2 separate regions of the Mus musculus genome follow, and region 2 is linked to region 1. Evidence: chromatin loops called from intact Hi-C (ENCODE). Cell type or tissue: heart. All regions are shown on one strand. Each heading gives the region's core, and the rest is flanking DNA. Links, peaks and the distances in the headings are about the cores only. Region 1 overlaps Syt7 (synaptotagmin VII). Region 2 holds the start of Tkfc (triokinase, FMN cyclase).

Region 1 (8,323 bases), core at 319-8,318:
ATACACTGCCACTAAGCTACACTTCTGGTACTGAAGCGCCACCCTTAAAAGCTGTCACCTCTCTGAGCCTCATTCTCTCTGCTGCAGATGAGAGTCAGGGAGTGATAGCCACACAGTGTAGTGGGAGCGTTTGATAAGGGCACAGTGAGACGCTCAGCCTGGCGCCTGAAGTACGTGTGTAGCTTCTGTTGTTGTAGATGCTAGCTCTGAAATGTTTCTGCCGATGGCGTGTGTGGTCATTTATTCAGTAACAGAAGTCTGACTTCCATTATGCTCTCTTGTTTTGTTTTGAGTCAGTTTCCCTGGCTGTCCTGGAACTCGCTCTGTAGACCAGGCTGGTCTTGAACTCTAGAGATCCACCTGTCTCTGTCTCCCTACTGCTGGGTTCAAAGGCGTGCGCCACCGGCTCAAGCTGGCCTCCTTATGTAGCTGAGTATGTATGGTCTTGGATCTCTGATCCTGCTGCCCCTGTCTTCCAAACACTGTGGTTGGTTACAGGCAGCTGCCATCGAGCCTGCCTGATGCAGTGCTGGGGACTGAGTATGGGGGCTCCATGTGTACTGGACAAGCACTGACCAAGTCAAGTCATGGAAGCGTGACCAGGAATAGTGCCGAGAACCAGTGATCAGGACAGAGGAAGTGAGGGAGTGGAAACACGGGTCCCTAGGTATATGTGATGTGTTTATAAAAAGATAAAGAGAGGAGGGGATATGTTCTATGGAGGTGAGGTGAGGTATGGCCTCAGCGGGCCCATGCCAAGGCATCCCTCCCCCCTGAGGGACCAGCCACACGACAATATAGTATAGAATAGAGTTTATTCAGGGTATGGGGAGGGGAGTTAAGAGGGTAGTAGAGGCAGAGAAAGGCAGAGGGAGAAAGAGAGTAGAGGAGTAGAGGCTGGCCATGAGCTTGTGGAGAGAGAGATGGGAGAAGGGAATGGGGAGGGGGAAGGGAAGAGCAAGGGAGCAGGAGAAGAGCAAAAGAGCAAGGAGGGTGGCAAGCAACCCCTATTATAGTGGGACGGACCTACCTGGCGGTTGCCAGGTAACTGTGGGGCAAAGCATACCTGGCTGTTGCCATATAACTGTGGGGTAGAACTTAGACAGAATGCTAACAATATGACTGTTTTAGATACTTTTCCTCTGCTGTGAAAAAGCACCAAGACCAAGGCAACTCATAATTTAATAAAATTAATAAAATAATAATTTAGGCCTCCATTTCAGAGGGCAAGTCCAGGGCCATCATGGTGAGGAACATGGTGGCAGGCAGGCGGGCAGGCACGGTGCTGGTGCAGTAGCTAGGAGCTCACATCTGAGTTGGCAGAGAGAGCTAACTGGGAATAGCATGGGCTTCTAAAACCTCAAAGCCCAGCCCCAGTGACACACTTCCTCCCACAAGGCCACACCTCCTAATCCTTCCCAAACGTGTCCACCAGCTGGGGACCAAGCATTTAAATATAACAAGCCTATGATGTCCTTCTCATTCAAACCCCAACAATGGTGTTTGGAGAAGGATGGTCTGGCATCTGCAGAGAAGGAGCCACTCTGGAGGCATTCCCTAGAAAGATGAAAAGGAGAAACTAGTTGTTGGGGAGAGAAAAGCAGCTAGCCTTGTGGAAGAAAGCTGGCCCTGGGAGTATTATTCAGCCAGCCAGTGGGCACAGGTATGGAGACTAGAGTGTATGCTGTGAGCAGGGCCCACTGAGCTCCCTAGAGGCCCTTGCAGCCATGCTACAACTCTGCTTTATAGAAGTAGATGTTCTTGGGGGGTACTTTAGCTTCCTTTACCAGACCAGCCTTCTGTGGGCCAAACCAAGTCAAAAATGTTTTTTTTATAATGTTAGTTTTTACATTGTTCTTTTTTTTTTTCTTTTAAGTTTTATTTATTTATTATATGTAAGTACACTGTAGCTGTCTTCAGACACTCCAGAAGAGGGCGTCAGATCTCGTTACGGATGGTTGTGAGCCACCAATGTGGTTGCTGGGATTTGAACTCTGGACCTTCGGAAGAGCAGTCGGCGCTTTTAACCACTGAGCCATCTCGCCAGCCCCCAAAAATGGTTTTGTTCTTGCTTCGTCCTGGGATAGTTTAGGAAGCCCAAGGACCCTGGAACCTTTCTGAATCACAGGCCCAGCTCAACTCCTGGAGACTGGGAATCTGGCCTTGTTCCAGGCTATGGTACCAAGCTGGGCTGACATTGCAAAAGCAAGTAGGCACGAAGGAGCACTTGGCTGTGACCTGTGGCGGTGGTAGTAGTGGTGATGGTGGGATAGTGGGGTGGAGCATTTAGTGAGCCTCAGAGTGAGACTGAGAACTTAGTCCAGCGAGGGCAGCAGACACACGCCACTTCCAGCTGTCTGTAATATCAGTGTCTATTATCAGTCAATTGGCTCAGAGGAGTCTGAGTTGCACAGAGGAGCCTTGAAGCTGAGAAAGATATTCCACCCCTGCATAGGGCTTGCTCATTTTGTCTTGGTGTTTTATCGTTTGTTTGTTTTGACAGGCTCTTGCTTTATAGCCCAGGTTGGCACTCAAACTCACTATGTACCTCCAGGGTGGCCTCCTACTCATAGCAATCCTTCTGCCTCAGTGTGAGAACTTTAGGTATGAGAATTTTAGGTAGTAATACCTGATGTTTAAATGTACATAAAAGTAGGAAATGTAATATGGTGTATCCATATCCCTCTTGCCAATGTCCTCAATTGCTAGCCCCTCACAATGTATCTGTCACAGCTTAAGGAACTGACATGGGACCTTGCTGTGAACCTGTCAGACTTCATTTGCATTTGGCCAGTTCTTCCACTAATGCCCCAGGCCTGCTCCTGGATCCAGTGTTAGCTAGCACGTTGTACTCTGTCGTCAAGGCCCCCAGGCTCTATGACCTGTGACAGTTTTTTGCCCTATGAGTTGTCATCTTGATGGCCTTAAGGTGCCCTGGCCAGGATCTTGCAACACTGTCCGCTTTTCTTCTAATGCCCCTGGTCTTAAGCATTCCTGGTGTCTAGGCCAGGCTCAGCTGAGACTGCTTTGGGAGTTTCTGGGGCAGCCCTGCAATGTTGCAGGGCCCTTACAAGAGCCTAGGCTGCATTGGCAGTCTAGAAGCACCAAGACTTTCCTTATACCATTTTGAACTTTTAAACTATGACTGAAGGTAAGACTCTTAACTCTGTGTGTTTTCCCATCTGAAAACTGGGGCTAATCTGGTAGTTTGTTCACCTGCCAGGTTTGGAAGCACACACTGACCTCGAGATATATAGCCCCCAGTACAAAGTCAGGGGCGGGGCCAGGAAATGCAGGGAGATGGGAGAGACAATAACAATGGTGTCCCTTCCTAGGTCAGGGAAGATTGCCCCAGCCAAATGCCTGTATCCTGACCTTCACTGCAAAATAGGTAACAGTTTGATGTCAAAGGGCCAGGCATGCCCAGGCCCTTGAGGGATAGCAGTCAGGAAACTAGGTCAGGCTGGCAGGAAGGGAAAGGGGCAGCCTCTGTGGGCCAGGCTGTTACTATGGGACAGGGCCCAAGCCTCAGAGCCTGCCATTACGCATCTTCTCTTCCTCCCCAGATCTACCTGTCCTGGAAGAGCGGACCAGGTGAAGTGAAACACTGGAAGGACATGATCGCTCGTCCCCGGCAGCCTGTGGCCCAGTGGCACCAGCTGAAAGCCTGAGTGGGGCCAAGGGAGGCTCCAAGGGCCAAGGCCTGGCTCCCCATCATGCCCCTACCACTTTATGCACAATGCCCAGCCCGGCACCCCTGCCATGGTGAGGGGAGACCCCGAGGGCTCAGCCAGGGAGGGGTACCAGAACTCTACTGGGCCCCATTTCTAGGAAGTACCAGCCCCACCCCATGAGTCCAGCTCAGGGGTGGGGGCTTGGGAGCCATTCCCTGCTTTGCCTCTTTCTTTCCTGATTTGCTGATACTAAAGACGTGGGGGAGAGCTCAAGAGCCAGATGGGCAGATCCCTCCAGAGGCCCGCCAGGTGGGCATAGCCCCCGTTTTCTTTAAGGCAGTGCCTGGAGTGGAGAGAAGCCACCCCTTCCCTAGATCCCCTTTTTGGGGCCCAGAAGAGGAAGGCCGAGGCGTTTGGCCACGGCCTGGTCATCAGGCCCATCCCCAGCTTCAGGTGCCGGCTGGGCCCTGGACACTGAGGATAGTATATAGCCTGTGCTCCAGAGTCCTGGAGATGTGGCCCTGTGTATTTGTGTTGTGTCTACTGTGTGTGTGTGTGTGTGTGTGTGTGTGTGTGTGTGCCCACATGCGTGTACACATGTGCACCTGGAAGCTCATGCGCACGTGTGGGAAAGGGGGAGCTCACTCCCTATCGCCCTGGGACCAGCAGTGCTGATTGGCTATGGAAAATAGCAGAGTTTCGTGAGGATGAAGTAGGGCTGGGTCAGGTAGAGGTCAAGGCCACAGGGAAGGTAGGAGAGGAAGGGTATGGACGGCTGAGAAGAAGTGGGGACCAGGGCAAATGGCTGTTTCAGCTGCCTCCTGGCACCCACTTTGCCTGTCTCTGTAGCCCCCACCCCCACAATTCCCCAGTAGCAACTCTCTACTGCAATGTCGTCCCTTGGGCCTGGGCTCACACTTTGTAGGCACCTACTCACCGTGTGCATGGCCTTCCAACAGGGCACCACTCCCATCCTTCTCAGGCATTCCTAACCCCTCGCCCAGGGACCCCCACCTTTCCAAATCTCATTTTGCAGTCAAATTGGCATCTGCTCCACACTCTGGCTTGGATATAGCCCCCGATCCCCACCCCTTGCCCCGACACCTCCACCTTTTCTTTGCATAATCTGATCAACCCCTGGCCTTCTCCAGGCTGTCTTGACACATACCCCACCCCCACCCCTACCCCCACCCCAGAGTAGCAGCTCTTTCTGCCCCTCCCACCCACCACGCAAGCAGAGGAAGCGGGGAGCATTCCAGGAGTCTGAAGTTGCCATACCCAAAGAAGCTGTCGTCCCTTCTCCCCGCCTCTGCTGAGACTAGAACTGGCTTCCCTTTGGAAATAGCAGACTCCAGAATGATCCCTCTTAAGTCCTGTCGTCCCTCTGTGCTGTATTGAAAAGACCCAGCTGGTGAAAGAGCCTCAAAACCAATTCAGAGACTTGAGCCCAACATACCCTAATTCTACCACCAGGTGGCACCAGAACACCACATCTATGGTAGCAGTTGGGGACCATAAATACAGTTCTACCCTGACTGGCACCTTGACACCCCAAGGATGGAAGGGGCTCTGGACTGCATCTGCTTATCTAGAGCACAGTGGGAACACAGTTATGTGGGCACAGTTTCCTTCAGTGGGCTTCCCCTTAAGCTCACCCTTCTGCTCTAGGTGGGAGATCTCCTTTTGTCCATAGCAAAATGTCCTTAAATCAGATTTCACACCCTGTCCCCAGGGACCTGGAGGAATCCCTTATGTAGTAGGTGAATCATTCGTAGAGTGAATAATTCCATTGTAAAACAAATAGTTACCCATATTACTTGTAAATCTAAATGTTTGTATACTACAGCTTTTGCTTTAAATAGGACCATCCCCAACTCCCTTGCCCAGCTGGGTGTAACCCCAGGAAAGGGACCCTCCCAACTCCCTGCAGAGGCTGTGTGGGAACAGAAGAGGGTAATGTAGAAAGTCTGGAAACTCGAGAGAAATCGCTGCCATCCTTCCTTCCATCTGCCTCAGTCTCCTGAGTGCTTCCACCAAGGCATCCGAGGGGCCCGAGCAACCTGCACCAGCAGGTGTAAAGTTGGCAGCGGGTTTATGCAGAGCGTGCTCCTGCACCTCTTAGCCAGTCAGCTCAGCATCCCCCCACATAGCTGTTCTCCCCTCAGACTACTAGGAATAGTAGTGACCCAGCCTGGGTGGAGGGGTGGGGGGGCCAGCCAGACCTTGCAAACAGTGGGTGGAGAACAGAGTGGGTTTGCACAGGGTGCAGCTGGATGACACAGAGGCTGGGCATAAGATGTTAGGGCAACTGGGGGAACATGGAAATGGGGGGGAGGGACTTGAGGGTGAGGAGGGCACCAGAGCTCTGCCACCACTGTCCTAGGATCTTGGGCAAGTCACCCACACTCCCTGGGCCTCAGTTTCTCCATCTGTAAAATGATGGTAATAATACTTCACCTACCTCATGGGGGAGGTTGTGAGGCCACCATCACCTGACCTAGGGGGTCAAGGCAGGAGGGCTCTGAAGGTGCTACCCAGAGCAAAGTTGTCAGTGAGGCCTGAAAGCAAGGCCCACCTGCCAGTCCACCCTACCCCACAGAGCCTCTAGGGACCGCCAGAGCCAATCTGTCTCTTCACTGTGTCCCCACCCCCTTTATGAGCGTCATCTGACATCTTGTGGGCACCCTAGACTTAGTTGTTACATTGTTTAGGTAGCTTTTCTTGTGATCATCTTCTCTGTGTAACTGCTATACAAATTCCACCTGCCCCAGCACACCCCTCCACCTGCCCTCCAGCACCAGAGGCCAGGGAAGGGACAAAGGAAAACAGCCACAAAAGAAAAAAAAAAAAAAAAAAAGCCAAGGGGACTCCCAGCTCAGCTGGGGCCCCCAGGGGTGGGAACTGGTGGCGCTGTTTGTATTGTGTTTGAGTCCTTGAGCGCAAGTGTTTTATAAAAAATAAAACAAAAATCCACTATCACAAAAAAAGAAAAAAAATACAGCAAAGAGAACTGAAGACAAAAGGGAAAAAGAACCATACAATTTTTTTCCACCATATGCACCCTCTAAGCCAGCAAAATTTTCCTCTTTGCAAAATCATATTTTTGTGGGAATGGGCCCTGCTTTTTGTGGCAAGGCCTGTTCTGATTAATAAAGGATCGTGAAAAAGTAGGGCCTTGGCTGTTTCCTCTGTGGGTCCCAGCCCTCTCTCTCTCTTCTTCCAGGGGAAGCAACAGCTGGGATTGGAGGGACTGGGGAGTCTTGGGGGTGTCTCCACTCAGCTTGTCACCTGACACTTGACTTTTCATTGTGGCTTGGGCCTGCTGGAGCTGCCCGCTCACTCTCAGATCAAGACTAATCCCTACAATTCACCAGCTGCCCCAAAGTAGAGAATATTGCATGCCCCAGGTCAGACCTAAAGTCATCTCAGAAGTAGTGGGATCTCCCTGAGATCGCCAAGACCTCCCTTGGAGTCCAGCCTCACCATCACCTGCTCAGCTTCTATGACTTGGGGCCAATGTCTCCTTCCAGGTCCTGGCAGGGGAAAGAAAGGTAGTCTGAGCTCTAGGTCAGACTGCTGAATCTGTGGCCTTTCTCCAATCTATTGTCTAGGCTGATTCTCTATGGTTGGGGAAAAAAATCTCTCCAATCTAAAGAGCCCCATCGGCAAGTTCCAAGCTGAGGACCTGAGAGACTCCGGTGCCCTCCTGTATGTGGCTCTGGCAAGCCATGCCCTTTGCTGTGCTCTCAATGTCCTCTATTCACAAAGAAGCAATAATTTTCCAGCCACTCCCTGCTCTGTCCAGGGCAGCTGGCCTGCCAGTTCTCAGGGTACTGCAGAAGGCCAATCATATCTGCTTCAGATAGGCACTAAGGGGACCCCATAATTCCATGGGCCCTGCCCCACTCTGAAGTGAAGAGGGTCACATACCCTCTGTCCCCCACATCTGGGACCAGCAGCTGCCTCCTTAATCTGTACTAAGTACCCTCATTCTGAAGCAGCCTGCCCTTTCCCCTCTACCCCTTAACTTCCTAAGTGTAGTTTAGACATCCCTTTTAAAAGGTGTATGCAGGCTAGGGTATAGCTCAGAGGTACAGCTCCTGCCCTAGTGTGCACAAGCACCTGAGAGGGGATAAAACAGCTTCTGTTGGCTTCTATTCCAGAAGTTCGAGGGAGTCCTGGGGTCAGGTAAGTAGCTTCAGGCTCACCCTGGGTTTTGTTTAGCTTTTCTTTGGGAAAACAAGCCCAAGAAACAGTTTTAGCATAGTTGGTTCAGCACAGCAGAGGTGCCAGACCCTGACCACTGGCACAGGGCCTCTACCCTGGACTTCTCTGGCTCACTCCCTCTGCCTGCTCTGAGCTACTCACGCATCCCTTCACGTGCCTGAGAGAGACCACTGTCCTTCTCCCGCAAGTCCCTCCCAGATGCACTACTTCTAAAGGTCTCTCTGGCCTTTCTGGATGCTGGGCTCTCCTCTCCTTCTCTGAGAAAGACAGCTGAAGGATAATTCGAACATGCTTGACGCTCCATCCTGAGCTGCTCCCATCTGTTTCTAATGAAGTCATCCACTTCCCATGTTCTGGGTCCTGTGTGTGTCTGTGTGTCTGTGAATGTATACATGTGCGAGTGTGGTGTCTCTTAGATTGTG
Region 2 (8,323 bases), core at 324-8,323, 150 kb after region 1:
ACGGTGAAGGCACTGTCATCCTCAACTATCACCATCTCCACAGAGATGCCCTCGGCCTTGGCCTGCTCCATGGCAAGTCCAAAGTTGAGCCGATCCCCAGTGTAGTTCTTCACAATGAGGAGGGTGCCCACTGTAGGAACAGTAGCATGGTGTCATTGAGCCTTGCCCTTCCCCACCCCCAACAGAGCCCACCCACAGCATTCTCTCCTACATGCAAGCCTGACCTGTGCCTGCCTGGGCCACAGCTCTAATGGCTGCCAGGATGCTGCCCACAGGAGGAGAGGCAAACACAGATCCTGCGATGACACCTGTTAGCATCCCTTTCCCGATAAAACCTGGAGAAAGAGAAATAAGGATGCCGGGTAGAATCTAGGTCTGTTATCCCTGGGGGCTTCCCACATACCTGAGATCCATGTTTAGGTAAGCCCTACTTTGTGCTTGTGCTATGGCTAACCCCTACACAGGAGTCATCTTGAAAGATCTTCCCCTGACCTCCTACCCTGAAGAACTCTGTCTACTCTCACCATTTTCTGTTCTTCCTCCTATTCTTCTTTTACATAAAGCTTTTGAAAAAAGATTTGTTTTATTTGAGTGTTTTGCAAGTGTGTATATATGTGCACCAGGGCACCACATGTGTGCCTCATGTCTGTGGAGGTCAGAGGAGGCAGTGGTTCCCTGAAACTGGAGTTACAGATGGTTGTGAGCTGCTATGTAGGTACTGGGAACTGAACCCAGGTCCTCTGCAAGAACAAGTACTTTTAAGTGCTGAGTCATCGCTCCTGCCCCTCCATGTTTATTCTAGTGTTTGTTATAACCCATAAGGCTCTCTGAACTGCTCTTATTCACATCTGTCTTCCCAGAGTGGGGCATAAAAGTTTTCTACAGGGGAGGATCTTGCCTGATTCACATGTGTGCCCTGTACAGGGCCAAGTATATCAGAATATCGTGGGCTCACTAGGAGCTGATGAATGAATAAACAGAATATTGCCGGTGGACAGGAGAAGTGAACTGACATAAAGTCTGAGGCCTGCTTTAGGAGCTCCTAACGGAGGATCACATCTTTGCATCAAACAGGAAACCAGCTAAGATGGGTCAGCTGCGGGAAAAGGCATGATAGGATTGCAGAAGAGGGGTCCTAATTTGTGCTTGTAGAGTCAAGAAAGTTTCATGGAGGTGTTGGGTCAGCTGGACTGGAAAAACAGGCCAGGAAGACGTTTGAAATCACCAAGTCTCACACCTGAGGCTGTGACAGCCTCAGGGGTTAACTGGCTCAACCCTGCATTTCTAGAGCTGTAAGAATCCAGGTGCAGAGACAGGCTGTGACTGGGCGTGGAGTGGCTGGGGGCTGTGGGAGGATGGAGACTGGGCCCATTGCTAACTCTGGCCCCTGCACTGATTGTCTGGTACCTCACACTAGCACTGAGGACCTCCCAGGATCCCTACTCTGCTCTGGCCAGCACCCCTTACAATGAACACAAGATACTCACCGGCATGGGCAGGCTCATGGCCTGAGCCTCCACCTGACAGAAGTGCTACCCGGCCCTTGAGGGTGTCCAGGTCAGAACGTAGGGCCACACGGTGCCCTTGCAGGAGCTGCAAGTCAGGGTTAGAGGCTACTAACCCAGCAAGGGCATCATCAGCACACCCTTCCACAGAATTCACCATCTTCTTGGAACTCTGTGGAGGAAGAGCAAGAAACAAGAGGTTCAGAGTGTGGTCAGCAGGTACCCCCATCCTGCCTGCCCAGCAACATTACAGTGCCAAATCTCCCCAGGGGTTTCATGCCAGGGGAAAGGAACTACAGAAGCCACCTAGGAATTCTAAGGATACAGTGGTACCTTGAGTTATGTCATTACCAGGTGCAGGTGTCTGTGACTTCTCAACTTTCAATGTTTTATTCAGTATTTATTTAACTAATAGACCTTTACACCATGATTTCTATGTATCACCATGATTTCTATGTATCCTGCAAAACAGCTTCAATGTAAAGCAAATGGGGGAGTTCACTAGAAAAAAAAAATGAAATTGGGGCCCTGTCAGTTTCTGTTAGAGGAGGTAGGTTTTAGATTGAGACTCCTATGATGGGTAGAGTCTGGGCAGGCCCCACACCAACCCAGTTGGTACCACAACTGGTTTTCCTGGGCTAGAGCTAGACCGTTCATGCAGGGTAGCAGGGCCCAGTGCTAGGCCCTTCATGGGAACACAGATATCATTCTTACGTGCTATGCTATGCAAGAGGGACATACATGTGTGTGGAAGCACAGAAGAAAAGGGCCTCAGTCTCCTAAAGGGGAAGTCTCTATGAAGAACAAGAAAGAGACATGTAGGCATTGGGAAGGGGGTGGGGGGTATTCGGAGCAGAAGGAAGCATAAGCCAAGGTATGGGATACAGAATAGAATAGTGGCTCCTGGAAGCATCAGAGTGACATAGTGTTGCAAGCAATATGGCCTACAGGAAGAGGTAGACAGGGGCCTCACAAGCCACAGGAAGAATCGTTCACAGGAATCGTCAGGGTCAAAGCCTCAGCTCCAGAGCCTAATAACTATCCTCAGAGCCATGTCCTCAACAGGCCAGTTAAAGAGACAACAGTAAGGAGCAGACAAAGGAGATTTATCAATTTACTTATAATTTATGTTTTATAATAATTTATCAGATTGTTCATTATTTATCAATTCATTAATATGTTCTCATTGGGAAGAGGAACAAATAAAGAGGTCCAGGGATACTCTCTCATGTCCAAAGCCATCTTCAGGGCACGGATACGAGGTTTAGGTTTAAACAGAGAGGTATGTATAACCTAGTAGTTCTAGCTGGGTGTGGTAGCACAGGCCTTAGGAGATGGAGGCTTGGGGGGCGGGGGTGGGGGAGGACTCCGGAGTTCAAGGTTAGCATCAGCTACACAGAAAGTTGGAGGCCAACCTGAGCTACAGGAGACCCATGTGTCTCAAACTGAACATAAAAACTGAAACAAGCCAGGCGTGGTGGCGCACACCTTTAATCCCAGCACTCGGGAGGCAGAGGCAGGTGGATTTCTGAGTTCGAGGCCAGCCTTGTCTACAAAGTGAGTTCTAAGACAGCCAGGGCTATACAGAGAAACACTGTCTTGAAAAAAACAAAAAAACAAACAAGCAAAAAAAAAAACAAAACAAAAAAAACCCTGAAACAAGCCAGGTTGTGGTGGTGTGTGCTTTTAATTCCAGAACTCAGGAGGCAGAAACAAAACAAAACAAACAAACAAATATAAAAAATAAAACACTGAAAAAAAAAAAAGCCTAGTCAGTTAGGGCCAAGGTGTGGTTGACTGACTCATCCCCTTCTTGCAGGCAGCTGAAACACTGTCAGAAACATGTGAAATCTCTTCCTGGCTGCTTCTCCTCGTGAGTGTCAGGGCCTCTGTCTCTCTGTCTTTACCTCCCCCAGCTTGAGATTCTTGGGAAAATTCCACTTTGTTGCAGGCATTATTTCAGCAGTCTGATAGCTAATGGGAAGGGGTGAAATGTCTCTTTAGAATGTCTGCATTCTGCCAGGGCAGTTACACGGTGAGCTATGGGCCTCCTTAGGAGAGAGGGCGTGCAAAGGCTGACCTAAACCCTGGAGAATACCTCTGGGTCCAGCTGAGTCTGTACAGCGTGTGCAGTAAGAGAGACCAGAGTCGCCGTGTGCCCAGGCTCTAGTGTCAGCAGGACACCACGCCTGAACTCAGGGAGCAAACCTCTGTTCTGGGCTCAGTTCTTCCTCTGGGAACAGTGATTTACAGAGCTTATACCAGTGTTACGGGAAAAGCTCGCTAAAAAGGTGCCATAGCCCCTTTTGTGAACAGGCTTTGAAAAGCTGGAGCTAGCTAAATAACTGTTCCGGGATGGGATGTAGCCAGCAGCCTTTGTCCTCAGGAGGCAGGAAGAGCGAGCCTCAAAGTGGATCCAGAAGAGACTGCTGGCGCCACCTAGTGATCGCAGCCTGACCCAGGTCTCCGCAAAACACACTTCCTGCCTCTTTTTTCTGAGCCTTTATGCAAAATGAAGCGCTGATGTCTTCCTGCCAGGCTTTCCTTCATTTAACAAGGGCCAAGGCCATAACACCTACTTAAGGATGACGAGAGTGGCCTAGGTCAACAGACAACAAGCAGAATAAAATGAGCTCCATTTCTTACGCACTAAGAGCCAGACCCATTTCTAAGTATGAATATGTCTAATTTAATTTCCCCAATAACCCTTTGGAGGTAAGATTAGTACAAACAGCAGAAAACTGAAGCACAACAAATGACTGTGCACAAAGTCACACAGCCAGCCAGTGCCTAGACCCTCCAGGTTCATCCCAGCCACATGCTGTTTTCCCAAGTGGCTGAAGTCACAGGCACAGGGTGGGGAAAGAGGGATCACTGAGTCTCCCTCCAAGAGATTCCCAATCATTCCTGCACCAGAGCCATGCCTGTTTCCCAGTAACACAAGGGAAAGGAAAGGCAAGAAAGGGGAGGTACAGACTAGGCCACTAGGATTCTAGTCTGATCAACACTGTGCGGCCAGGCCATGTGCTAGCAGGTCTTAGTCTGCCATACTGCAGATGAGGTTGGCGAGAGGAGAGACCCGGAGAAGTGAAGCCTTTGGCATAGTAGTAACACAGTGATGGGCACGAGGCTGAAATCGAGCCCAGATCTGTTCAAGATCAGTTTTAAAGCAAACCCCGGGGACACTGAGAGCCTCCCACATTGCAGTTCCCTGCTCTGGGAGCAGCCCACACATGCCCAGGCTGAGGAACAAGGGCCCGATCATTCCTCCAGGTTCCCTCCTTGACTAGCAAAGTGACTTATCACACAGCAAGTAACTTGTTGTTCTGATCTAAATGCGTGCCTGAGATCCTAGCCATAGGGGTTTCAGGGTGCCTCAGGTTAACCTCAGACCTGGCTTGGCCCAGTGCCCCGCCCACAGGAAAGGGAACGGGGATTAAGCTGGAGATACAAAATGAAATTCTTGTCTTCTGAACCCCAAGAGGCAGCATCGTCTCAGATGGGGACTAGAGAGAGTCCGGGTGTCCAGAGTGGGGTTCCCCATGGTCGTCCCTCTATTGTGGCTCCCACAGGACTCACCATGGTGGGAAAGTTCTGAAACAAGCTGAGCTCACACTTCTGCTCTGAGATGCCGCCGGGTGGACGGTCCTGACTGCTACCAGGTCTGAAGTAGAGACAGCAGCACCTGCAGGAGTGGAAAGGACTTGAGTTGCTGAAGGTATGGGCAGCCGATTGGCAATGTCATGCCTCCCGTGCCTGTGCCTTAAGAATTAGGGAGCTGCCTCAGACTTTGATCCAAGTCCAAACTCTAGTTCGTGGGCTAGGAATGGAGAGGAGCGTGGGGACTGACCAAAGTTCACACCCCCACTTAGCCAGAAGGCAGTGTTTGGAATCATGTCCAGCTTAAAGCTGGGAAGGAGAAAATGTACAAAGACCTTTACCTTTCTGGCTGGCCACACTAGTAGTGAGTCAGCTCTGTGATCCTATTTTACTTCTGGAACACAGACTGAAAGCTCTAGTGAGTTGTCTAAGATTGTGTTGCTGAGAGTTAGGACTTGAGCCCATGTCTAGTCTTGCTACAAAGCCTAATGTTTCCCCTTAGTCAACCAGTTTCCCAGAGTCAAGTCGAGTGCCAGCTGGGGAGGTACAAATCATCTTCAGTTCCACCTGGTTCAAACCTAGCTACACTGATCTCTGCCTCATTTGTAAAATAGGGAGTTAGCTCTCCTCCTCCGGCATTCTGGAGATGCTTCAGGACTAGGCTTCTGCTGCTCCTCCTTTGGGGTTGGGGACATGGAGGCTGTCTGATGAAGCCTGGGACCTGCATCTGCGGGGCTGATTGCACTAGTCACCTGGGTGTTTAGGCTCTTCCTGTGAAATTCCTGCGTTGTATTTGAGCTTAGAATTTGTATCGCAGTAGAGGCACTAATAGTGCTATCAAGTAATTTAGTGGAGAGTCCTTTCGTTTCTGGAGAAATTAAAAGAGGTGAGCAAACACACCCCCAGGTGATGTGTGAGGCTGGGATGATTGTTCTAAAGTCAGTTGAGGGCATTCGAGGGATCAGGAGGAGCTCGAAGAATTAAGCAAAGGAAAGCACGATTCTACTCTGGGATGTGCACAGATGGTCACCTCTTATCCCCAGTCTAGTCCTCCGCAGCCCTTCCTGTTTTAAAAGAGGGAAAACCCCGAGGACGCCTGGAGCTATGGAGGAAGGAAGGAGGCAGAATCTGAGGAAGGGGCGCGGATCTGGGCTGGGAAGCCAGCAGGCGGCCACTTAGGGCGTAGCAGACCAAAGAGGAGGCCAGTTCTGCCTGCGTACCGGTACTCTCGCTCTCATCCGGGTACTGCGACCTCTGGCGGTTAGGAGAAGGCGGGACCTCAGGGGGCGGGGCCTCGCTTGGTTGGCCGCCTCGGGCTCCGTAAGTCCTCCAAGAGGCCAGGTGAGGCCGTCCCGTGATCCTCTGCGCCTGGCCTCTCTGGCCTGCAACGTGTCTCAGGGGCGGAGGCAGCAGCCACGGAGTTGGCTGCGTGAGGGTGGGGGTTCTCAGTCTCTTCGCTCGCGCCCGTCTCTCTATCGTCGCTCTAGGCGCCCCACGGGCCAACCCAAGGCCTCAATATGTCGTACAACTACGTCGTAACGGCGCAGAAGCCTACTGCAGTGAACGGCTGTGTGACCGGTGAGATTGCCCCGGCCGGAGACCCGGGCAAGGGAGGGATCCCAGGCCTAGGGAGGCCAGCGGCCCCAGGGGCGGCGGGAGCAAAAACTTGGGCTCCGGGAATGGAAGGCGCTGGCAGTCGCGGAACGTCCCCCTTAGCTCGCGATCTCAAAGGAGCTGTTCCCACCACGCGCCTTTTGGGCAGCGGAAGCAGCTATTCTGGGTCCTTTTTTGCTCATAGGAGGTCACTTGTTATTGAGGATTGGTCCAGGCCTGATGGGACGGAGAGCGAAGTGTGAGTTGTGTGCGTGGTTGATTGAGTCTTCAAACTTGCCCCATGTGGTCAGGGGAAAGGGGAGATGATAATGGGGCAAGTTTTGAGTTCATAATTTTCCGGTGGATGTCCAGGAGGTTGAGGAATTTGAGCAATGTCTGCACCCCCCCCCCCCCGGCCCTCTCCAGACCCACCCTTTTGCCTGGGGCTGTTGTTTACTCCAGGGCGCTGCTGGAGAACAAGGTTTGGTTGGCCCGTCAGTGTGCGAGCTTTGCCTTGTTTGTGTGCGTGGCTCTTTATCGGCAGTTACATCCCAAACCAAAGAACATTCATCTTGAACTCATATTTTCAGCTACTTAAATTCGTGTATTTACGTAAATGCTAATCATTTCAGAACAAAAGTTTCTTGTTCAGAGAGAGCTACAGAGGGCTGGGTGGTGTTGGTAGATTGCTTGGGAGATAAAAGGACAACACTGAAGGCTCTGGGAAATTTTCTTCGCTTTATCTTTCTGGATGGGAACTCAAGGAAACACAGGCTTTCTCCATTAGCGTCAATTACAGTCTGCTGTTGTAATTTAGAAAGGAAAACCCAACAACCATCCGAAGAATTTTCGTGGTCATAGTTTGTTGAAGGCCAGGCTGTTGTTGCCCAGTCGACAGTACATTTTTAAAAGTCTGATTAAGACTATAGCTTTGTTGAGTGTGTGAAGCAAGACATTGAGGTGCTTCATTTGGTGAGGAGGCGAGGTCCTTAGGTAGATTTATTTAGAGGTACCTGAAAGGCCTATCCTCCAGCTTCCAAAGTTAGAGGCTCTCTTCTTTCAGGACACTTTACTTCAGCGGAAGATCTGAACCTGTTGATTGCTAAAAACACAAGATTAGAGATCTATGTGGTCACTGCGGAGGGTCTTCGGCCAGTCAAAGAGGTGGGAATGTACGGGAAGATTGCAGTCATGGAGCTCTTCAGGCCCAAGGTAAGGGACGGGCCCTGAAGGAACCCTTGGGTGCAGAGTTTAAATGGGATGGGTGAAGGCTTAAGTAGAAACTCTTTGGGAATGGCAGTCTGTAACCAGAATCCCAGAAGGAGAGAGTTATTAGGGAAGAGAACCTGAAGGAGCTTGTGGGTTAATGCCGCAGAGGTTGTAGTGTTAATCCTAGCTTCATTTCTTAGTCATCTCATGTAAAGCACCTTTGAAAGCCTTGATTTCCCCGTTTACAAATGGGCGTAACGGTGCCCTCTCCCGTAGAGTACTGTGAAGATAAAATGATTGATTTTCACAGAGTAAGCACATCCTGTTAGCTTAACAGTTTCATTACTATTAGAACAATTGTAATTCAACTGTATCCAAAACAAAAAAACCCCAAAAAACCATGAATGTTTTTGAGG

What was found. Hi-C counts contacts between places; a loop is a spot of excess contacts. Peaks named below come from ENCODE experiments on the same cell type or tissue, not always from the same donor. Only the 100,000 strongest peaks of a DNase experiment are listed, where the experiment ranks them.
Region 2: a loop joins it to region 1, with 4 times the contacts of the local background. A loop is called at or near these places in 2 of 42 quality-filtered maps.

The regions. Positions count from the first base shown.
Region 1 is chr19:10,444,774-10,453,096 of GRCm38, forward strand. It overlaps Syt7 (synaptotagmin VII), which reads left to right. Exons shown (of 12, transcript NM_001373944.1): 12 at 3,567-6,844. The coding sequence ends at 3,671. Among named protein-coding and RNA genes, the nearest start is that of Lrrc10b, 8.5 kb to the right of the region's middle. In heart, for the core only: a CTCF peak has its summit at 5,144 (motif pointing right); DNase peaks (open chromatin) are centred at 3,768 and 5,148; H3K27me3 peaks cover 3,979 bases.
Region 2 is chr19:10,599,084-10,607,406 of GRCm38, forward strand. It overlaps Tkfc (triokinase, FMN cyclase), which reads right to left and starts at 5,175. Exons shown (of 17, transcript NM_145496.1): 1 at 5,085-5,175; 2 at 1,488-1,677; 3 at 225-335; 4 at 1-130. The coding sequence starts at 5,087. It overlaps Ddb1 (damage specific DNA binding protein 1), which reads left to right and starts at 6,514. Exons shown (of 27, transcript NM_015735.2): 1 at 6,514-6,683; 2 at 7,762-7,910. The coding sequence starts at 6,623. In heart, for the core only: CTCF peaks have their summits at 3,948 (motif pointing left) and 6,361 (motif pointing left); DNase peaks (open chromatin) are centred at 3,378, 3,928, 4,668 and 6,408; H3K4me3 peaks cover 3,402 bases; H3K27ac peaks cover 5,170 bases.